Linked DNA regions of Homo sapiens: region 2 is linked to region 1. A link is a loop called in an ENCODE intact Hi-C map of the cell type or tissue named here. Cell type or tissue: endothelial cell of umbilical vein. All regions are shown on one strand. Each heading gives the region's core, and the rest is flanking DNA. Links, peaks and the distances in the headings are about the cores only.

What was found. Hi-C counts contacts between places; a loop is a spot of excess contacts. Peaks named below come from ENCODE experiments on the same cell type or tissue, not always from the same donor. Only the 100,000 strongest peaks of a DNase experiment are listed, where the experiment ranks them.
Region 2: a loop joins it to region 1, with 2.9 times the contacts of the local background. A loop is called at or near these places in 10 of 110 quality-filtered maps.

Annotation. Positions count from the first base shown.
Region 1 is chr20:6,629,610-6,641,574 of GRCh38, reverse strand. No RefSeq gene overlaps it. Among named protein-coding and RNA genes, the nearest start is that of LINC01713, 100 kb to the left of the region's middle. RefSeq lists an enhancer at 3,811-4,324. In endothelial cell of umbilical vein, for the core only: a CTCF peak has its summit at 5,199 (motif pointing left); a DNase peak (open chromatin) is centred at 5,124.
Region 2 is chr20:6,697,442-6,709,406 of GRCh38, reverse strand. No RefSeq gene overlaps it. Among named protein-coding and RNA genes, the nearest start is that of LINC01713, 33 kb to the left of the region's middle. RefSeq lists a silencer at 3,131-3,425 and enhancers at 3,131-3,425, 11,137-11,767, 10,633-11,832, 11,768-11,965. In endothelial cell of umbilical vein, for the core only: no CTCF peak of the experiment used is centred there; DNase peaks (open chromatin) are centred at 7,026 and 8,306; H3K27ac peaks cover 2,014 bases.

The DNA.
Region 1 (11,965 bases), core at 4,147-6,646:
AAGGTACAATTTTATATGTGGACCCCATGAGGATCTGTGAACAGCAAATTAGGAATCTCTGAGCCAAGAGATAAAGTAACCCAACTATCAGAAGCCAGCTAAGTGGGAATGATCAGGTTTGATTAGATGCTGTCTGAGGCTTGCAGTATGATTGAGCACTTGCTTCAGCAGGAGAGTCTAACAATGCGTCAGAAGGAAGTCATTGAAGATGATAACAAAAGTGTTTAAAGGTGGAATCCATAGCAAAAGGGTAAAACACATATCCCAATTCCTCTTTTTTCTCCCTTTTCACTGGATCCTTCCTCTCGCCTACACAACTGAAAATTTCCTTCCATTTTAGAAGTTTTAGCTTGGTCCTACATCTCCCTCTAGCTACCATCCCACCTCTCTCTCTCTCTCTTTTTTTTTTTCTAGGTAGAGCATCTATTACAGAAAGAGACATTAGCACTTCACTCCTCTCTCACCTATAACCTACCTCCTGTCTTCATTTCACCACTGCTGTTTATTCTGCCACAATCAACAGCGTTTGACACTTCGGACCACTCCTTCTGTTTAGTACGCTGGTTTAGTTTCCTAACTCCTCAACTCCTCTTTGCCTGGTTTTCTCACTACTGCAAATGCTCCTTTTTAGTCTCTCCTCTGCTCCTAGTTTCCATCACCCCACAAATGCCCTCAACCCTATTTCCTTCACATTTTATCCATCCCTTCTTACAATTTCCACATACTGCCTGATCTTAGGTCTTCATCCATTTCTCCTGATTTATTGCACCAGTTGCCTAACTAATCCCCCCAACTTTTGCTCACCCCTCTGATCCATTCTGTACCCATTCCCAAACAGGAAGGAAGCATTCTCCTCCCTACAGCTGACCCTTCCCTTGGTTTTCATTGTTTGCCATAGTTTTCTTCCCAAATATCCTCTTGGAAGCTGTGCCTGTCTGGGAAGGCATGTTTCTGTGTGGCCCCAGAGTACCCTGAGACCTAAGTGATGCTTTCAATATTGCCTCATTGATTATCTCTCCTTCTAGACTATGAGCTCTGAGAGGCTTCATAGGACACACCCAGTCTTTTATGTCTCTCCTCACATCACACATAGGCTATAAATTTTTTAATCAAATTAGAAAAATCGCCTTAACAAAGGACTGATTTAACAAATAAAAATATAAATAAATAGGATAATAATAAATTACTGCCAATCATTCTCTGCCTCTTTGGACAATAAATGCTGTGGGAATTTTTGTGCAATTTATTCATTCACCGAACACACAGTTTTGAGTGACCTGTACGTGCTAATATTCAAGGTACTGGGGATTCAGTATTGAACCAAGAGACTAATGAGTAAGGTAGGTGATATGGTTTGGCTGTATCCTCACCCAAATCTCATCTTGAATTGTAGCCCTATAATCCCCATGTGTTGTGGGGTGGGGAGGACCTGATGGGAGGTAACTACATCATGGGGGCAGGTCTTTTCCATGCTGTTCTCATGATAGTCAATAAGTCTCATGAGATCTGATGGTTTTATAAAGGGCAGTTAGCCTGCACATGCCCTCTTGCCTGCTGCCATGTAAGATGTGCCTTTGCTCCTCCTTCACCTCCTGCCACAATTGTAAGGCCTCCCCAGCCATGTGGAACTGTGAGCCCATTAAACCTCTTTCTTTATAAATTACCCAGTCTTGGGTATGTCTTCATTAGCAGTGTGAGAATGGAATAATAAAGTAGGCAATACACAAATACATGCTAATAAACTGTGATAATTGTATGAAAAGAAAATGTCTTGAAGCACCTATGTAGCCAAGGAAAAATGCACACTATTTCTAGGAACAGCTCTGAGACCCTGGAGAGTGGAACTGGCCCTTGCATAAGTTTTAATATTTCCTTTTCCTTTAACTGAAGGCTTATGATAAAAATACCCTAAGGAATTTATTCTTTCTTTTTCCTCCACACACTGTTCTTAACCCTCTAGACTGACCATCCTCATGGGATGAGGAATACCCCTCTCCCCTGAAATCTGGGGTAAACCTGTCCTGCTTCACAGGCTGTTTTCTTTATCTGGATCCATCGTGGCATTCCATAAGCAAGCCTGCTTACTGATGACAACATGGTGCGGGAACAAAAGAGAGCTTCTTTTTGAAAAAGGCTTTTTCATGTCCCAGTTTTATTTCCATCTCCTTTATTCATCCCTCTGAAAGTGTTGCCACCTCCTTGGGCCAAGGGGGCCTCATTGGGTTGGCCTGGTTTTCTTGAGATCCATGACAGAGCTCCTTCTCTTTGGGGTTGGGGTGGGATTTGTGCTCCCCAAGGCATCACCTGAGACCAATAATCAAGGAAACTACGATAGTGCTGTTCTTCTTCTTCCTTCCATGTTGTTTACTTCCACCCTAACTTCTTGGAATTAGTATGTATCTTTCCAAGAAAGGAGAGGAAGAAAGTAATGAGAGAAAAGAACAACAACAACAACAAAAGAGGAAGCATACTTCAAATAGAAGGAGAATTGTAAATAGAAAGGATGGTGGGGCGTGGTGGCTCACACCTGTAATTCCAGCACTTTGGGAGGCCAAAGTGGGTGTATCACCTGAGGTCAGGAGTTCGAGACCAGCCTGGCCAATATGGTGAAACCCCGTCTCTACTGAAAATATAAAAATTAGCCAGGCATGGTGGCAGGTGCCTGTAATCCCAGCTACTCGGGAGGCTGAGCAGGATAATCACTTGAACCAGGAGGCGGAGGTTGCAGTGAGCCAAGATCGTGCCATTGCACTCTAGCCTGAGTGACAAAAGTGAAAATCTGTCTAAAAAAAAAAAAAAAAAGATGATTTTTCACTGTCCTTTTAATGAAAAGGAATAAATTAAAATGGGTGCTGAAGTGAAAGATATCACCACCCCATCTTGCCCCAAAGATCACTAGATTTAATAAATGTTTATTGAGCAACTGCTATGTTCCAGGCATTGTGCACAAGTTCTGTAGTGCACAAAGAATGTTGTAATTACTAAACAAACACATTCCATGAACTTGGGAGGGGGTTATCAGCATGCATGTTCCATGTTTTCCATCATTGGTGTAGGCCAGTGGTTCTCAACCTTGGCAGCATATTAAAGTCACAAGGAAATAACTTTTTTAGTAGCAATGCTAGGCTCTAACCTCAGATATTCTGACTTACTGATTTAGCATGAAACCAAGACATCATTAAGTTTTTTGTTTTTGTTTTTTGTTTTTGAGACAGAGTCTTGCTCTGTTACCCAGGCCGGAGTGCAGTGGCATGATCTCGGCTCACTGCAACCTCTGCCTCCCAGGTTCAAGCAATTCTCCTGCCTCAGCCTCCTCAATAACTGGAATTACAGGCACATGCCACCACACCCGGCTAATTTTTGTATTTTTAGTAGAGACAGGGTTTTGCCATGTTGGCCAGGGTGGTCTCGAACTCCTGACCTCAAGTGATCCACCTGCCTTGGCCTTCCAAAGTGCTGGGATTACAGGTTTGAGCCACCGCACCTGGCCCAGAGATTGCCAAATTTTTAAAAGGTGGTTTTAATGCAGAGCCAGGGCTGAGAACCATTGGCCCAGGCAATAGGTAAGGAAGGTGGTCTGATCATTCTGAAAAGGAACCAGACTAGATATTCCAAAGTCCAAGAAAGAATCTCTCTTCCTATACTCAATTTCCGTTCTGGACAACACGCTGACTTAGAGCCTTTGGAGGAATTGCTTTCTTTCCCAGCTCCTCTCTCCCAAGCACTGATCTCTACTCCCAATATCTCCCTACATTGAATTCCTCTTGTGGGTGCAATGCTTGGACTGCACTCTCTGTTTAATAATGGGGTTCTCCCATTGGCTACATCCCAACCAATATTCCTGCTCTTTTTCTCCAAGCCCCTCCCCTCACAAATAATATATATCCAGAACAGGTTGAAATCTCAGTGTTTGTTGGTAATCTATAATCTATATAATTACATTACTCAGCTACCAAACCTACTCCTGTAAAAAAGTAAGAGATATGTTTTTCCTGAGCCAGAAAGGTGGGACCCTGACACTCCCTCACAGTTACACCTTGGGTTGGGAAGGAGCCTTTATTTGCATGACAATTCCTCCACAAAGAATATCCACACCTCCTTTTCTGAGCCTTCCTTCCTGGCTGAGCTGGTGCTCATCAGGAAACAAAATCTCATCCTAGCCAATGGAACAGGCAGTGCCTTCAAAGTAGGCCAAAGAATTTGGAGCTTGTCTAACCAGAAATTCTTACCCACTCCCAAAAAATGCATATCCTGTTCCTCCAAAGGATGGTAATTAGCACCTGCTTCCACCACTGAGCTCCTGTGGGATCTGGCCAGTTGCTCTCACAGCTCCTCTGGTCTCTCTTGGCTCCCTAATGAACCACATCAGTCACATGATGTGCCACCTAATCTAGTAGAGAGGGTGTTGCAGGACTCTGTTAACTTAGGTGTGACTGCCTTAACAAAATCATTAGAGAGTACATAAGAAAGGATGCGGCTAGAACATAGCTAGGGATATCCAATTAATTTGACAGCCACAAGTTCCTTCCCAGAAAGATTATAACATCATAGAATACTGAAGCTTGGAGAGGACCTTAGAAATGATCTGATCCAGATGTTAACATTTTAGGACTCCTGGCTTCTGATTAGATCTGTCCAAAGCAATGGACCTTCTTCCCAGAAAAATATGTGTACACACAAAGTTTTTTTCACAGCTTCAGGAGGTTGGACTACAAATACCATTGATTGGGCTTATGAGCCCCCTGTAGAAGAAGGCTGATACAGTCTAACCCCCTCCCCACCACCCCAGTACACTTATACACATTTTATAGGTGAGGACACTGCAGTCCAGAGAAGAATGAGGTTCTCCAAATGACTCATAGATTAGTAGCAGAAACGCAAGCTCCAAATTCCTGATTCTAGTCCCATAAGACTCAGCCAAGACCACTGTTCTAATACCTTCTTAGATGTTTTGGGACTGACTTTTTCAGGGACGATTGTCCTTTATCTGAGGATTCCCGTTGGACTTTTCTCTGTGTGCACGTTGTGTCTTATTGGCAAAATGGGCAATCATATTCCTTTTACTGGGCAGCCTCTTTCTTAGGAGAAATGACTTAATCTACTCAAAATATTTCCAAGCATAACGTCAAGGGGTTGGAGAGCCTGAGAACCATGTCTTCACCAGAGCACCACCTGGTGGAACATTGGAATAAATTCTATGTAAGCCCAGGGAAATGCCTAGGATGCAGGGAACAGCAGTTACCATTTCTTCCATTTTTGGTGCCAGGACAGTAGTTTTATCCGGATTTTTTGGCCTGAGTAGTTTTCAAAATATTACCGAATAAAACCAGATTCAAAGATTAAGTGACACCCTGTAAAACTCAAATTATTTCCGAACTCTTTATACAAAATTGATACTTTTGTTCCCCCCTTTTAACAACAGATACATCTAAAAGCAAGGGGAAAAAGTATTTCTCTGGGGTAATAAATTGCCAACTACATTTGTCAATTGGAAAGAACTTCAAGTGAGTGGAGTTTTCTTATACTGTCCCATTATCTAGAGGCAATGAAATTCTATTTCTATCTCTGCCATCTAGGGTGAATAATCCTGGGTAAATCATTTAATTGCTGTCATCTGTGGCTTAGAGATAATTGGAGGTGATGACCGTGACACTTACTAGCTGTATGACTTTGACACTCTAGTACTCAAACTTCCTGTGCCTCAGTTTCCTCTTCTCTAAAATAAGGAATACAATAATATCACACAACTATTAAGGTGGTCATGAGGACTTACTTACATGATGTGGGCTTTGTTGCAAGAGCTCTTCACAGTACCCGGGACATCTCAAGTGACAGATACATTTTTTCTGAAAACATTAGTTGTTGGGGAATTACCTGAGATATCCATGTGAAGCAACTGTGTAATCCTGGGTTCACACTACTTACTTAATATTTAGCTTACATTTATAAAGATTCAGTGGGAATGACTTAGTGGTGAGAACATAACCTCACACATTTCAACATCACATGTGATTTGGCATACTAATCAGACCTAGAAAAATCAGATGTTACTGAGGGCAGGAAACCAAGAGACTGTCAAGTTCACTTGCTTTCTTTATAGATAATGAAAGTGAGGTTCAGAAGCATGAAGGGATTGTTCAAGGACACACAGCTATGAGTGGTAGATCAGAACAGAAACCCAGGGTTCAAGCTTTTAGTTCAGTGTCCTATCAGGATGATTAAATGAAAGAAAGAAGGAAGGAAAGAAGGAAGGAAGGAAGGAAGGAAGGAAGGAAGGAAGGAAGTAAAGGAAAGAAAGAAGGGGCAAGGGAGGGATAGAGGAAGGAAGGGAGGGAGGGAGAGAGGAAGGGAGGGAGGGAGAGAGGAAGGAAGGGAGGGAGGGAGAGAGGAATGGAGGGAGGGAGAGAGGAAGGGAGGGAGGGAGAGAGGAAGGGAGGGAGGGAGAGAGGAAGGGAGTGAGGGAGGGAGGGAGGAAACACCGAAGAGTTAAATGCACAAAGCAGGCTTCTTATTAGTCAATTGAGCTGGGTCTGTAAGCTTCAAACACTGGGCATGACATCTCAGGCTTCATCCATGGGCTGAAAGGACCCAGTTTCCAAAGCCCCACCTCAGTAGCCATCAGTCACACTGTTTTCATCTGGAAAGCCTAGGCCAACACCCATCTCTGTGTGTGATCAGACCTCTCTGCCCAGGCAGTATCTGGGCTCCAGGACACATGGCACCGTTCCACCTGAGGGCTAGGACCTCCTCAGCAACCAGAAGCTTCACATTTCTGGGTTGGGAAAGCAGAAGACCAGACACTAAGTTGGCCATTGCCAGCATTAAGGAAGGAAGCTTTGCCAGGAAGTTCAAATGTCAGGGACCTAGTTCCTACAGACCCTCCCACACCCTGGGACAGACTTCAAAAATAATTCCTATCATCTTTTGATTTTGAAACATTTTCAGAAAAAAAAAATTGCATCATAATCAATTAAGACAGCTGTCTGTTTCCACTTTAACTTCTGCTCCACCACAATTCCCTTTGTGTTAGGTGTTGTTGAATGGGGGTGAGTGTTTGGGGGATGATATATAGAAGGGAAAGTTGAATTAGAGATGCATTTACTTATTATTTAGTGGAAACAGTTAAGCGGTTCATAGTCACATGTATAATGTGTAATGTTATCGTTTTCCACTGTAGTGTAGTAATGGCTTCCAGAAATACTCCTGTTGCCTGCTGTGTAAACTCATCCAGTGTCTTGACAAGAAGGTGCAATGTCCACCTTGTATCAGGGCATGAATAAGGCCTGTGGTACTTGACATGGCAGCTGTACAAGTGGTGGACAAGAAACAAGGCTCGAAGGTAGGACTCTGAAGCTAGTCTACAGTTTGTGAAGTTATAAGTGGAGCATTCAGTTCTTGTCAAAATGCAAGTTCTCTGCTATCAGAATACACAGAATTTCCCAACATATACAATCATAAATGCACCGTACAGTTTTTATGGGAAACAAGTGAAACAAAACATATCACAATTTCTGTGTTTGTAGGGCATGTTCTTGTTGCAGTACTAAAAACTAAAAGAAAAATGGGTGCGCTTGTGTATGAGGTGGGTTTTTGCATTTTACGCATTTCAGCCAATAAAAAATAGATTTTGATCAACCATGCTAGCCCAAAAACTAAATTATCTTTCTGTTTTCTATTAAAGATTATATATAAAATCCATTGTCATATCAAAAGGCAATCAAAGGGAATACAGCCAAACGTGTAGGAAAAAGTATAAAGCAGCTCATTAAAAAACATGGTGTAACTTTTTTGGTATTGAATAATGTTGAAGGACTTTCAACATTTAAACATTTGCAATTTCTGGTGATTTATTTTTTTTTAATTTTAGATAAATGTTTACTTCATTGCTACTTATAATAATATCTTCCTCTTCCTCTGGCCCCTGACTGTCATTTAAACTTCAGCCTTACAAAACCTGTATCTGCACCCTGAGTGGGGGCAAATAAAAAGAGGAAGGGTGGGAGAGACAGAGAAAAGAAAGGTAGAGACAGGAGGAGAGAAGAAATGTCCCACAGGACAGAGTCAGTCTCCATGGGATCAACCAGTTTGAATGTGACTTGACCTCTGAGTAAGATTTTTATCTCCCAGCAGACAAATGGCCATTTGCTATTTTTCTCTGACTCTGCTTTGCATCTCATTTTCCCTGCAGGAAAAGCAGGGAAGTCTGATTGGGAGTTCATTTTCTGATTCCAGTGCCTAGATATTTGAAGACATGAAGTAACGTCCATTTTGTTTGGTCTATGGGCTGGATAATCCATCAGTTACTTCTTTAATTGGCTTTCTTAGTGGTAAACACCCTCATTTTTCCCCATTGCCAGGCAAGAGTCTGTAGGATTTTGAGGCATCCCATGAGAAGAGTGGCAGCAAGATAAAAGAGATTCAGCTAGCAAAATAAAAAAGCAGGCTTTTAAAACTACGGATCTACAGTATATCAGGGAAAATATGCATTGACATTATCATGCTTCAGTTTCTATTGGCTTTGGTATGACAATCCATCTCTCAGATTTATTCTAAAGAATAATTTACTTAGTAGGTATTCTTGACATTATGAAATGTTCCTTCCTGAATTTCCTTGCGCTCCTTAAGATATTATTACCAATGGGAAAAACAGGGTGTACTTACATAATGAAAGTGTGCACCACCCATTCTATTCTACTCTGGCCAAACAGAATTGTATGTCTGAAAGCACATCTTGTGTCTGAAAGCACATGTCTATCGATGGGAACCTTGCCCAAATCACAGTGGCTTCACCTGGCTCCTTAGCTCAACTTGAATTTATTAACTAATTATGAAAAAAGATAACAGAAATTTTGATTCTACAAAGCAACCACCATGTCTGGAAGATAGACAAAGACACAATGAATGATTTGCTGATATTATATGAACATACATGACAAAATAACATTGTCTGCCTCAAGACTTTACGGGCACTTTGGATTACTGCAAGAAAAGGGCAGGTTTGCAGCTCAACACTGCAGCATGCAAAGGGTTAACACCACATGGCATTGGGCTGATGGAAGATTGTAGAGTGTGAGTAAGATTTTCAGATATGAGCAATCACAGGGTAAAGAAATATTCCCTAAGGTTGGGCAAAAGAACATGAAAGAAGATAAGAACTGTCATCCTTTGGCCTCGTGCCAGGAACTGAGACAGCTGCCATATGGAACTCTGAACCCACTCAGCGAAACTCGGTGTTGCTCTGAAGTTCTCTGAATATGAAAATAATGTCGCAGCTTGATGAAGAAAGGACAGAAAAGGCCTCCTCAGGGAATTCTTATTCCATGCCTGTGGTTTCTCTGGAAAAGACAATTCCATGCTTCATTATCTCCCTTAGTCATGGCCTACTTGACTGTAAGAAAGAAATCCATTCAAACTGGCAAAAGTAATGGAATAATATTCAGCAAAAGAATAAATAAAATATTGCTGTATGCAACTACATGGTGAATTCCACAAGCATCATGTTAAGTAAGAGATTCCGAAGACTAAATTATTCCAAACGAAAACTATAGGATTCCATTTATCCAATAATGCAAAACTAATCTACAGGGTAATAACTAAGGAGAGGCCATCATAGTTGTCTGGGTGGCATGGACAAGAGCTGGAGAAATAGAAATAGAGACTAGTATATGGCCCATCTTGAGAACAAGATGGCAGTTCTCAAAAAAGGGGGTTGTGAGTGAGGAAGGCAAGGCAAGGACTGTCTCCTGCTTTGTCAGATTTCTTTCCTGAGCAAAAGCAGGAAGTGGAGGTGGTGCCAAGTAGCACCTTTTGGCCCAAGGTGAAGAGCCTTTTTATCTGTACAAGCTCCTGCCACCATTGCCCCTTTCCTCTCATTTGTCAAACAAGTCTGAAGGAGCTCTTCTGTTTTACAGCCCACCAAATGCTGTGCTCTGAACAAAGGGAGTGGGTACCCTCAGATAATCTAACAATCCAGTTTGAAAAAAGAGAACACTAGAAAGTTTACAAACTGAAGCAAAATAAGTAGAATTTAACATTCCCTCCTGAGTGAGTAGCAGAATCAGTCTGAGAAAGTTATACCATATTGAAGGGTTACACTTCAGAGAGAGAGAAAGACACACACACTACACACACAGAGAGAGAGAGAAAAAGAGAGATTTATTGTGGCCCTAGAAACGACATTAATAATTCATAAATATTTCATAAGTTTTCACAGTAAATATAAACCATTTACATAGATGTATCTGCTCTTCACACATGCTTTAGAACTGGCAAGGAAGCATAAAAGACCCCATGAAGGTAAACAAAGGAAAAAATATTGGTATGATGAAGGAGAGTGGTAGAAGAAAGAGTAAGCTACCAGCTATAGAAGTACCTTGGTGGACCCAGTGACTAAAAGTGAAAGATATATCAATAATGTACAAATCTTCATAAACAATTGCACACATGCTCTGTTAGCAAATGAGCGTTCCACCAATATGCCCTCCCACATTATGGCTGTGAATAGATCTTCATAGTTGGGTGAGGAGTGGCAATTAGGAGTAGGGGATGGAGGGTAGAGGTCACAGTGGATTACTAAATTGTGGCTTAACGTTGAATTAAAAAAAACCCAGACCAATAGGCTAGACCCAGGCCCATGACATTCTGCATCTGCATGTCTTTTAAACCACTAGCAGGAAGATGCTGGGGTGTCAAGAGTGGACCCCTCAGGAGCCAAAAAGTTTTGGCAGCAGACAGCAGAAATCTCAGAACTACCGAAAAGTGTAAGACTTGAGAACAAATATTGCAACCAGTGTGCTGGGTTATTTGTTGGTTTGCTCTTAAATCCTTCCCCTGCCCTTCCTTTGCAAGCTCCATTTCCTGGACTCTCTTGCCAAGTGGCTTCTGGCTTGGTTTAGTCAACGAAAACCACTGGAGAGATTGGAGGACAGACAGAAGGAAGAAGCCAGGTTTTTATTCCTTTTCCTCTGTGTTTCAGGCATGGGCTCTGGCAGGGGCTGTGTCTCCAGCTTGGTTCCTGATCCCAACAGGAAACCTCTGCTATTAATGAGCTCCTATGGATGGCTCTGATTCTTGGGTTCTAATTACTCCAATTATTCCCTTTATCCCTCTTGTCCTACTAGCAGTAGTAGTGAATTCAAGCTGTTGCCTTATTGGCCTTTGGTTTTTTACTACCTTCAACACCACTGTATCTAGTTCCCCATATTAAATTCCTTCTACCTGAGTACCTGGAATGACCTCTGTGCTCCTGAGTGAACTTTGACTGATCCAACCAGAAAGCCCTTCTTCTGCTGGATAATTGTGTTTATTGGGCTATTCCCCCACAGGAATTTCCATTCGGAGTTATTGGAAGAAGGAGGCCATGGAGGATCGCATAGAATTCCACAGTAACTGTTTCTGTATTTTTAAAGAGAGTTAGACAGTACTAGGAAAGGCATCAAAGATCACTGGGTAAAGTGGCAGATGGGCTTGTGAGAGGAACAAAAGATTCTGGCTCCTACACTGGGAAGAGGGAAAGACACCTTACAATAGGCAACCTATGCTAGACACCATTGGGTACCAGAAGTATATGATTTTGTAAGGAGTGTAAAAGCAAGTGATGCAGGCAGGGAATAAAATGAACTGTGACTCAGAACACACTAGGGAAATGTGAGAATAGACTGTCTCAAACACAGGAACACAACAGAACTACATCAGCTTAGAGAGTCATTGCCTTGAGGTGGTTCATGAGAGAAGGCTGAGAATTTGAAGTCACTGTTACGAAGCTCTCCCAAACTGCTTATGTCCTTCCCATGGCTGCTACTTTAGCTCCTGCAGGTGGCAGAGCGCTTCCCAACCTGATTACAAATTGTCCATTACAGGAAGGAGAAGTCCTAAAATCAGGTCCAACCATCTCTTCATTTGTGATGTGTCTCCACTAGCCAGGCTAGTCCTAGGCCATCTTTCCCACAGATTCTCCATTTATCCT
Region 2 (11,965 bases), core at 6,073-8,572, 66 kb before region 1:
CTTGCTGAATATTTAAGTATTTACTTATTCATTGAGTCACTGAGGATAAATCATCTGCTTATTTTAAAATGTGTAGTCCAAGGCAGATGGATCATCTGAGGTCAGGAGTTTGAGACCAGCCTGGCCAACATAGTGAAACCCCGTCTCTACTAAAATTACAAAAATTAGCTGGGTGTGTGGCACATGCCTGTAATCCTAGCTACATGGGAGGCTGAGGCATGAGAATCACTTGAACCCAGGAGGCGGAGGTTGCAGTGAGCTGAGACCCAGTCACTGCACTCCAGCCTGGGTGACAGAGTGAGACTCTGACTCATAAATAAATAAATAAAATGTGTAGGTATCGGAATTACCTGCAAAACCTCGAAGACCTGTACACTCTCATGCCAGCAGACAGAGCTGTAGCATATGCACTCAGGCTTGCATTCTTGTCCCAGACGCCAGCAGGGCCTAGGACAGCTCTCCCAAGAGATTTCTGAATCCCTGCCATGCTTTGGCTAGGTGAGATTTGATGCAATTTGACACCAAGGGCAACTCTGAAAGGAAGACATATAAAAAAAGTGAAACCCAAGATCGTGTACTTTTCACAAATAGAAACTATGTCTTATTTATCTTTTTGTCTCTTTAAGGTGACTGCCAAGTGTCTGGCACAAAACCTCCCTTAGTGTCTGGTTGGTGGGCTGGGCTTCTCCTCTGTCTTCTGCTGGGCAGAGGGCACATGAGCTGGTTGTATGAACAGCACTAGCTGCTTGAAATAACACCGCTTGCCATGCCAGCATCCAGCCTGCAGGGCTACCTACACCAGTTCTGACCAAGACAGAGACCATTAGAAGTCTCCTCACCAGCAAGAGGGAAGATGAATGGGTTGTCTCCCATATGCATATCCAGTCCGTACAAAAGCCTTTACACTCTTATTTTTGCCAGTCTTCTCCCCAAAAAGCTGTACTTTGGGGAGATTCTGGGGTTTCATTTTAAACCAGAAAGACCACAAGGCTGGCACTTTTCTGTCTAAACTTCCCTCTTCCAAACCTCACTTAGCATATCCAAGAGGTTACAATCTTGAATTCTGCCTGAGTTCCCCAGGACCATTCAGACATTGTTCCAGTTATCTATGGCTTTGTGTGCCAAATCACCTCAGAACACAGTGGCTTAAAACAACAATCATTTCATTGCTCATGATCCTCTGGGTCAGGAATTTGGGCAGGGCTGAGTGGAACAGCTTGTCTCTACTTCACATGGGATTGGCTGGACTAATGCAGCTGCACTCAGCTGTCGGCTGAGCTGGGCTGGGCTGGGCTGGGCTGGGCTGAGCTGGAGGATCTAATATGGCCCTGGTGCTGGCTGGCTGCTGGAGTACCTTGGTTCTCCTTGTGGCCTCTCCTTGAGAGATCTCCATGTGGTCTCTTATGCTCCGGGGCCTTCCTCTCCACCTAGCCTCTCTCTCCAGCTGAATAGCCTGGGCTTTTTCATGTGGTGTCTCAGAATAGTAAGAGTTAAAGTAGAAGCTACCAGATCTCTTAAGGCCTGAGTGTGGAAATCCCAGAACATCCCTTCTGCATCATTCAAAAGCTGGCTTAGTGTAAGGCTCAAGATCAACCCAGATTCAAGAGGTACGGAAATAGACTCCCCCTGTTGATGGGAGAAGCGGCACGAATATGCAGACTTAAGAGAAGTTGTGGCCTGTTATCTCTGTAGATAATCTACCACAGACCCTGTAGTTCGGACCACTGATAGCTGCTGTTCTCTGCAGCCATGCTGATATGCAATGTAACCTTTGAATTCTTGCTTTTCTCAATCTCAGTTTCTCTCCTCACCAGACGAACTACGTGATATGGCTTAGCTAACCCTTGCTCACTCAAGACGTGGCCTGGGACATTCCCTGGTATACACACTCATGACACCAGTCACCATTCATGTGATGGAAGGGGAGCTTAAAGCTTATGCCTTTCAAAGACATCCAGGCCACTTCCTAAGAGAACTGTGCTGGGGAGTAATTTCTACTCCCTCTCCTTATCTCCAGCCTGATCTTCAGTCTAGGTCAAACATTCTTATGGACATGGCTCATTGGGTCTTACCCAAACTTACTCTCCCAACTCAGAGTTTAAGTGCCCTTAAACACTGAGCTGTATGTCCCTGCCCTGTTCCAAGATCTATGGTGTCAGCCTGCACTACCTGTCCTTTCCCTAACATCTATCTCTTGGTTAAAATGCCAGCATTGCATGTTGCATGGGATGGAGAATGGGAAATGGCAACTGATTAGAATGCATGGGTTCAGCCCCACCTTGACACTGATCCTTTGTCCCCGTCCCCCTCCCCATAACCTTAGGCCATATTCCAAGAGATGATCTTTGTTCTCTATTGAGAAGGGCTGTAATTGACACACCTCCTAGGATGCTTTTCTATATCTCCAAATGGGTAAAAGGTCACATCACATATTTTATATGCACCTTCAGGCTTTGGTGGAACATTGTGATTGGATGAGGATTACAGGAAAATAAAAATCAGCATGGCATCAAGGAAAACACAACTAAATATTGTCTGAAAATAAAATGCCTAATCTGCATTTGGAAACAAACCTACACTGCGTATCAATTTCACACGCTTAATCTATACTATTTCACATGGCACTGTGGTTCTTAAGCGTCATGGACCATGTTTGTTAGAAATATAAGGAAAGGGGGATAAACTATTTTCCCAGAAAAATGCACAAGTGGATAACATTTCGCATTCATTTCAGGACATTTCCTATCCCCTGAGTTTCATCCGTGAATTTCTTATAAAGAATTTTAGATGAAATGGGAGGTGGCCTTTTGGAAAATCTCATTTAAATGGAGATCAATTTAGAGTAATTTTATCGAGAATTATATGGTCAGGACACGTGCATCCTCCTTAAGCATTCCATTTTAATTATTGTCTCATGTGGATCTTATTACGTAGGTGACCTTCTGCCCTTTGGTCATCTCCACCTTTCTTTCGAAAGATCTGATGGAAGTACTCTTAATAACCACGTAAGCTTTCAAGGCAGTGCCCCTTCCTTGGAGAAGGAAAAAGCTTTCTTAATCTATGCCTCACATGAAGTACAGTGCTGAGTTTTGTAAGAGGAGGATCGTACCCTGAAGGGTTTTGGTGACAATCCAATTTTCACATGAGCATCATAAACTGAAATTACCAGTTGCTATATATCCTGTCTATTCTCCTATTCTTCAAAGAGATACACAGTCCTCTAAGGAGACAGAAATAAATGCGCAAAAGGTCATGTGTAGTTTGGGCATTTCTGGGGCCAGGTACTAAGTCCATTTTGATGGGCAACGTCAGTGGATGCCTTGCTCTTAATGATTTACCATTTCTAAGGAGATCTAAGTAGAGTCATGAAATGTAACCTGACAGAATCTGAAAGTAATTAAGATTTCTTAAGATGTAGCCCAGCACCACATTTTGTGTATACAATTCAAGTACAATGCCCAGTTCAATACATATCCAATTGTTAAGGCAGCCTTCACATACCACGTTTTACTAATTTGTCTCATTTCTAAGTTATCGTGGGTTTGATCCTGACTATGAAGAGGAAAATAAGATAATGTAATAACACCCTGGGCAGGTAGAATGTCTTTTATCAGTGATCTCAAAACATCTCACAAGCATTAATTACTTCTGAAAACATGCTGCGAGGGAGATGGGGCTATGACCATCGTGCTGATGAGGAAGCAGATACTGGTTGGGCATTGGTAACTTATGATAAACCACAGGATCTTGACAAGGTCCGGATGAGAAAGGAGGAAAAATGGCCAACCCCGAGACACAGCCTTCAAGCTACTTCCTTGCCCAGGTTGGTTCATCAGCTGCCAGTCCACTCTGTTCTGGCTGCACCCATCCTCACCACTTCCTTTTTCCTTCTTATCTGATCATCTCTGGTCTCATCACCAGGCCCCTCTTTGAAGCAGATAGTGTTCAAACTGAACTTTATAAGCTGGGCTTCTTGCAAAGCAATAAAAAGAAATCAAGGGAGAACTAAGTATCACACGTTTCTCAGGCCCTCCAGAGGATTCATGTACAGCAGCCTGGGTTATAAATCTCAGACTCTATCAAACCCGCCTTGGCCCTTGAAGACTCAGTTTGGAATGCATTGTCCTTCCTGTGGTCACTTGTGATAAGATACTATCTGGCCCTATAGCATTCCAACACATTGGGTGAAGAGCAGCTAATTTTAGCCTTGTGTGTTGTACATCCCACAACATAAACTAGGTGAAGCACTGTTAAGAAAGTAACTGCTGATCATTGGGTATACATGCTATGGTTTGCTCTTTTTTTTCCTTTATCTTCATGAATCTTTTCATTTTCTGATCACACTCAGGAAAACACATTCAAGCCTCTGTGCAGGATTAACATCTGAGTCAGGATAAAGCTACGCCATGAACGCTCACAAAAGCCATCCTGTTAAAGAAAATTCTAGAAGCTCCTCAACATGTCATAGCCCCTCCAGTGGACAACACCCTCCTCTCTGCTATTAATATATAAATTTTGTGATAAAACAAAAAATATATGTCATTCTGAATATTTCTGCTTTCCTCTCTTCTCCTCTGCCTTCTTCAAAATAGGCAACACATAAGAGATGAAGTTTTAAACAGTGATAGCCACTGTAGAATGAAGTATGGACTACAAAATAAAATCATGATAAGTTCGTTCCATGCCACGTCACTAGAGAGGAAGGTTATACACAACTAGGGAAAAAAATCTTTTTTTTCCATTGACCCACTCAAAACAAGCTATGACTTCACCAGGGCTGGATATCTGGTGAGTTCCACTAGAATATCATGCTCTGGAATTTAGGAATTAGAGGAAGGGGCCAGAGGAAATTTTAAAATAGACCTAGAGGGTGGTGAGGCCTGGTTCACAGATCTGCTGCGCTGTGTAACCCACAGCCCTCTGGGAACTGTAGCAGTGATGTGTTTTACTTTTCTATTTTGAGCCTGTGACTCACATTACAAATATTGACTTCTATTTCTCTATTAGCATCAGATTTTTTCTTGAATCCTCCAAATTGACTTTGACTATAACTTTGGTTAATATTAAACCTCTTGGGTCAACACATTTTTATAGCTGTGAGCTGCTGCAACCACATGGAGTAGGGATTGGCAAAGAAGCAGTGCAACCAGGATCAGGACACGGAGAGGCTCTTTCCAGGCCTCCCTCCCCCGGCCCTGGACTACCCCGCATACTCCTGCCAGATTCATCTTCCCAAAGCACCAGTGGCATCATGGTTTCCTGGGTAAAAGCCTTCCATTTGGTACCCCTTTGCCAACTGAGGAAGATTTGAATTCCACACCCAAGCACTCCAGGATATGGAAAGGCTTCGCTCTCACAGACCCCAAGGACTTCACCCAAACAAATCACTTCCATACACATACATCATTTCTCCTTTGCCTTAATACTCCAAGCACTTTGGGCCTTTCTTTTGATACATAAGTCACACATGAGAGTATGTAAATTCTCACTCAGCTTCTCCTGCTGTCTCCACCATAGGCCCTGATATACTCACCTTTGTTCCCTCTAAACACCTAGCACCAGAGCCAGGCACCCAGGAGATAATGAATAAACCTTTGCTGAGCTGAATTCTGTTTCAAAGTTTATCTATTTCCTTTAAGCACATGATTAATAGTGACATGAAGTAATCAAAATAGCTGCACTGCAAGGTGGTTGGAGCAAGATGTCTCAGGGAAAATGGAATGATTTTTGCTAATACCCAGCTAAAAACAAAAAACACACATATTAGTATTATTTTTCACCATATCTGGGATAGAAAAATAAATCACAGCCAGAGTTGTAGTAAGCATGAAAATATAAATTATAATACAATAAAAGTAGAAACCCACAGAGAACACAGCATCCTAACCACCCTTTTACCATGAAGTCTTTTTGAGGATACACTAAACAGAGCATGAGATGTATTTTTCACTCACTTCTACATATTTTCTAGTGTGTGATTGTTAAAGAGAAAACAATGGAAAGTCAGGAAGAGGATGCAGAAAGCAGGAAGAACTGGAGAAAAATTAAAAAGGGAGAGGAATCTAAAAACCAGGTATCTCACAAAACAGAAAAAGAATCCTTGACAACATAAAGTGGATTTGACCTCTCTTTTACGGAACTGAAAGCAACCAGATAAAGTCCAATCCCTTTGTTTGCAGCTGAGAAAACGGAGTGGGGTGGAGGGCCAGGGGGCTAAATTATTTCATTTCCTCAGGGTACAAATACTGTAACTGAAGGCAGACATTTTGGTCATTACGGTTGGAAATACTAAGCAGGTTAAAAAATCAAATGGAGCCCAGGTGCTGCTGATAGAGTCCTTCCAGTTGACAAGTGTTTTATCGTGTCCCTACTCAATACCAGATCCTGAGGATACAGGAGGGAATTCTTGATTTAATCAAAATAAATTCAAGAGTTTAGATATGCCCTTTTTATTCTAGGGGACTGAAAAAAAAGACTGAATTATTCTAAAAGTTGGTTCATATGTAGCATTCTCAGCCATGTTAGGCAAGTCTTCTAATTTTCCACAGGTTTGATAAATGCCTTTAGCTCATATATTATTGCCTAGGCTCAATCATTGATTGGCATTTGCTTTCCTGATCTGTGATTCATCTTTGTGGTATTTCCAATCAATTGCTGATATATTGGTCTCTTTGGCAATGTAGGCCAAGGTGTGAGTGCAGTTGCAGGTGGGCTTCTGTGCCCACTGACCCATCTCTCATCCACTCTCTAGTGTTTCTGCAATAAACATAGTTGACCCATATGCATTTTGGGCCTTTCATCAGCTGCTTTTTTTTTTTTAATCAACTTTGCTTTTTCAAAACACAAATACTCATTTGGTTTCAGAAATATCAAGGAAGCAGTAGGCTATTTTGTCAAATATTTTGTCAAATCAACCTTTCTAGAAAGTCTATGAGTGATTTGTGAGTTTTCTCATGGTTTGTAATAATGGACAAACAGGGAGCATATGTTTCCATTTGATCATATCCCTGTGGATGCTGAAAGTCCATATTTTCCTGTTGCTAAAACTTAATGGAAACAAAACTAAATAAAAAAAATCCCTCAAAAGGAAAGTAGCAACACTTCTCTTATGACTCATTTTCAATGTCAATAGAAAGATTTGTTTCCTCTGAAGGAGCACTTCAAAAAGGAAAAAACAACTAAAAATTCTAAAGCAAAATAAAAATCCCACTACATATTTTATTATTGTAAAGCCAAGAGAAAAAGTGTCTGTGGCCAAAATATTTTTTTTCATTCAGTTGTACATTCTCACTCTTTCCTCCTTTCAAAGCAAACAACTGGCCCATCTTCACCTTCCCATATAGGCAGGTGTAATAATACATTTGTGATAAAACAAAAATTGAATATTCACTGAAGTTTGTTAGGAATCAAGTCTGAGGTGAGGTTACCTTGCTCCAGACATTCAATGATAGGCATATCAACTTAATATCTGACTGTGTCAACTTCCCTGTGCAGTTTTTATCAGTTTTAAATAATATTGACAGCCACAACAACAAAAACAGCTAAGAGTAGTGAGAGATTGCTAAGTCTCAAGCACTATAGAAGCAGGCCAGATTTAGAGGTAAAACAATAAAGTTTGAATTCTTACGAAACAAACTCCTATGCCCAGCACTTTGGATTTGAATTGACTTTGCTTCTCAGAGCTCAGGAGAGAAAGATGGAAGGAGATGAGTTCAGGAAGTCATGATGACCAACTCTGAAGTCTACTGAAAAGGTCAGGCAAAAAGTAATACAGAAGAGGGGGACACTCCCTCTGGGTGTCACCCCTCACCATTGCACCCCAGTACAAGGCATGTGCCTGGCATTTAGTGTGTTCAGTAGGCATTTTCTGCATGGGAGGAAGGCCTGCATCCCAAAGGGATTTCTGGAACATTCACAACCTCTGCTCCTAATGGCACATGGCCCCCAGGACAAAAGAAAGAGAGAGAAGATACAGGCTAAATTGGAGAACTATTATGAGCACTTCTGCTTAATCTGATTCTGCTTGGGAATATTGAAGAGTTGGAAGCTGTTGAAGACCAAATTGGGCAGATGGGAGTGCCTGCCTCCCTCTGGGCTCAGGATTTCTATCCTCTAATGCCTGCGGTTTCAAGGCTGTCACAAAGCCTTGACAACTTCTCACTTTCAAACACTAAATGGGCACGATTAGCCTGTGATCTATGTAGGATTAAATGCTCAGCTTCCCTTTCCTGATTTCTTCCAGCTCACGAGACCCGCAGGCCAAAAATACACTCTCCCTGCTGCCCACAAGGCCGCAGAGCCCCGTCATAGTTCCTGCCCTCTGAGTGTCCTTCCCGTTTTCGACCCCTTTTGCTATCACAAGCTTCTTTCCTGTTGTGCAGTCTAATTTACCAGTTAGTACAGGCAAAATGTCCAGCAAAAAGCTGTGTCCCTGGGCTTTGTGCGTGCTCTGTCCCTATCCTTAAGTTTCCATCTCACATGTTAACTGGACTCCCTGACTTATTTTGCCCCTTCTGCGCCCTGTACCTTATTGCTCAACAGAAGACATAGCTTCAGGCTTCCCAAGATCATTACTGTGCTGGCCATGGACTAAAGTGTCCCTTAAATCAAGCTGTTTCCCACTTATCATCACACGCACACCTCATCTAACAAGACTATGACCATCCAGCATGTCATTTCCAGGTCCAACTTCCAGGCAGTGACCATTGATGGTAATTGCTCTTATAAGAGCATCTGTGCTAATGTGATATTTGTCTTTGAGGCAACTTTGCCTTAACTAGGTGGGAAAGCACACATTTTCAAAAGTTATTCAAGACCTAGTGTAATAGTTTAGATTTTGGCACAGTGAAAAGTCAGGGGCCAAGGGTTATTGGAATGCCTCTCAACCATACCAGCAGGTAAGTGTTAGTGTTTTAAACTCTGATTATGTTTCCCGCAGCCTCAGCCTTTACTGCTGCCTCTCTGCACTTAGAAGCCTGTCCTCTCTGTGGCCCTCAGTGAGGACTTGATAAACCATTGACCTCAATTATTAAGTGTGGTGCAGAAACAATATTAAACCTGACTCTTGGTTCCCTGTTGAGCTATCATGTGTCTTTCAGCAACTTGGCAGGAACCTTTTTCTCACCCCATGTCCTTCCTATTACCCTGCAGCATGTCCTGAACCCTCCAAAGCAACCCCAGAAACTCAACTCTGGCTTCTCAAGAATGAAATTGTTGGACACCTGTGCTGGTAATTTTGCAGGTCAGCACTCAATCAACAGGCTCCTTCCTGCCCTAGCGTCCTGATGGTCACCTGGGGTCATGAGGGCTACTCTTTCTATCACTAATCACTGCTGATTCCTGGGAAGCAGAGTTGAGCCTACCAAAAAGGAAGTTGAGTCATCCGCAAGCAAAGAGTTGCTTTTGTGTTTTGCTTTGTTTTAAAAATCTGAGTCTTATAGGAGTCTGGATAGGGGTTTGGAAGGGTCTTCCTCCCTCCAGGTCAGCACAGTCTGCAATTTCTAGGACAGCTGATTGCTGCATCATTAACCAAAAGAAACCCAGATACTCCATTGACTATTAAAATAATTAAAAGAGCAGATTATATATATTTACCAAACACATTGTGACATGAACATCTTCTGTATCATTTAATTCTCACAGCAATCCAATGAAGCAGGTACTGTTATTATTTGCCATTCTAGAGATGAGGAATGAAGTAAAAAGTCAGTGATGTGCTGGTAAATCTCACAGCTCACTCCACAGGCCAAAAAGAAAGAAAGAGAGAGAGAGAAAGAGAAAGAGAGAGAGAGGGGAGAGAGGAAGGAAGATGGAAAGAAAAGAAAAGAAAAAAGAAAGAGAGAGAGAGAAAGAAAGAGAAAGAAAGAAAGAGGAAGGAAGGAAGGAGGGAGGGAGTGAGGGAAGGAAGGAAGGGAGGGAGAGAAAGAAAGAAAGAAAGAAAGAAAGAAAGAAAGAAAGAAAGAAAGAAAGAGAGAGAGAAAGAAAGAAAGAAAGAAAGAAAAAGAAAAGAAAAAAGAAAAGGAAAGAAACCCATCCAATGTGTAACATTTGCCAGCCAGTTTCTGAAGGGGGTAAATCTTCACTACATCATAGAAATTTTTTCGTTTTGTTTTGTTTTTGAGACGGAGTCTCACTTATTCTGTCTTCCTGATGGAGCCCAGTGGTGCGGTCTCGGCTCACTGCAACCTCCGCCTCCTGGGTTCAAGCAATTCTCCTGCCTCAGCCTTCTGTGTAGTTGGGACTACAGGTGCCTGCCACCATGCCCACTAATTTTTCCTTTTTGTATTTTTCGTAGAGACAGGGTTTTGCCATGTTGGTCAAGTTGGTCTGGAACTCCTGACCTCAAGTGATCTGCCTGCCTTGGCTTCCCAGAGTGCTAGAATTCCAGGCATGAGCCACCGTGCCCGGCCCGTCATAGATTTTAAACTACCAATGTGATGCTGGTGAACACAGAGTTGGGAGAGATGTGCAAAATCAGCTTTTTTGAGTTGGCTCCAGCACAACTCTCCAGACAGAGCAGTTGTTACTTCCTTCCTGTCATGGAGCATGTACCTGGTAGAGCTGAAGTTTAAATGCAGAGAAGACTGGCTCCAAATTCCATACTCTCAACCACTAACAAAGCACAGCTAGAGCCAACTACCAGGGCCCCCTCTGATCAGCAGGTTGTTTGGAATGCTTATTTTAAGTAATCAGTTAATTTCACAGATAATCACAATGGTATTTGTTGGCAGAGATGAAATGACAACATGTCTCGATCATTTTTGTCTTTCCTGCATCTGAGATAGTACCAGCATGTTTTAGGCACTCACACATGTTATCAGAATTTTACCAAGTTTAATAGGCTGTCATTAAAAGGATGTGGGATGTTCTTTGGTTAAGTCCTTAGAGGATTGAGGATTAGTATTCTGGAGATGGGGCAGGTGAGAGTGCGGATGGGGGGAGCTACATGTCGGAGTGCAGAGACTGGCAGAGCGGGGTGGGGCACGAGGCCCTTGGAGTAGACTTTTCCCACTTGCCTTTTTCCCTAGGCTGACCCTGCTGCTCAGAACTCTGAGTGGAGCATGGTTGGGGACACCCTACCTGCTGAGACTTATTTGTCTTCTTTGCTGCATTAGGCCGCTGATGAGTCACTCTTCTCTGGCTTTCAAGTAACAGGTGGAGACAGAAGAGGCAGGGCCCTCCTCGCAGATCAATGCTGGCAGCTGCCTGAGGTATGAAGCTGGAATGTGTGACGTCTCCCAGTTTTGCTTCCAGATCAAGGGATGAGTCCACAATTTCACAGCCTTCAAAGTGAAAACTGCAAGGCTCTGCTACATGGTATCAATTTGGCTGACCTGAGAAATAGCGAGGGGTGGTTGGGGTGCCCCTGCAATATGCCAACGTAGAAACTAGTTAAGGCATAAGCTATGATTGGCCGAAAATCCTTATATGATCCCTGGTGAAGACAAACCTTCATCTGGGCCAGACAGACACAGCACATTTGCACACATGACCCTATTTGATCCTCACTAAAACCACGAGTAGACTGTTGTTATCCCCATTTGTCAAAGGAAGAAACCCTTCAGCATATCCTTCTGGCCTGGCAGGAAGTTCCCAGTCCACTCAGATGCTGAACGGAAAAGACTCTAGAGAAGTGACTGCATGCAGAGGTGTGGACAGGATGAAGCGAAGCAACAGGGGGCTAAGCCACCAGGGGCTAGCAACAGCGGGAGCCTGTACCATCCCCAGGCTTAGAGCAGAGGGGAAGGGTCAATGCCAGCAGAACCCAGAAAGAGCTGCGGCCACGGGAGGGAGGCCACTGACTGGGGTCATGGCCATTAGCGAAGGTGTGATCACTGTCAACACCAGAACTGACCCGAAGGAATGTGGAGACAAACACTCCAACTTCTCTCTCACATCACGGAAGCTAGGAGGCACAGGAAGTGGGTCCCAAGGGTCAGCCTCCTGGGCACAGAGCAGGACAAAG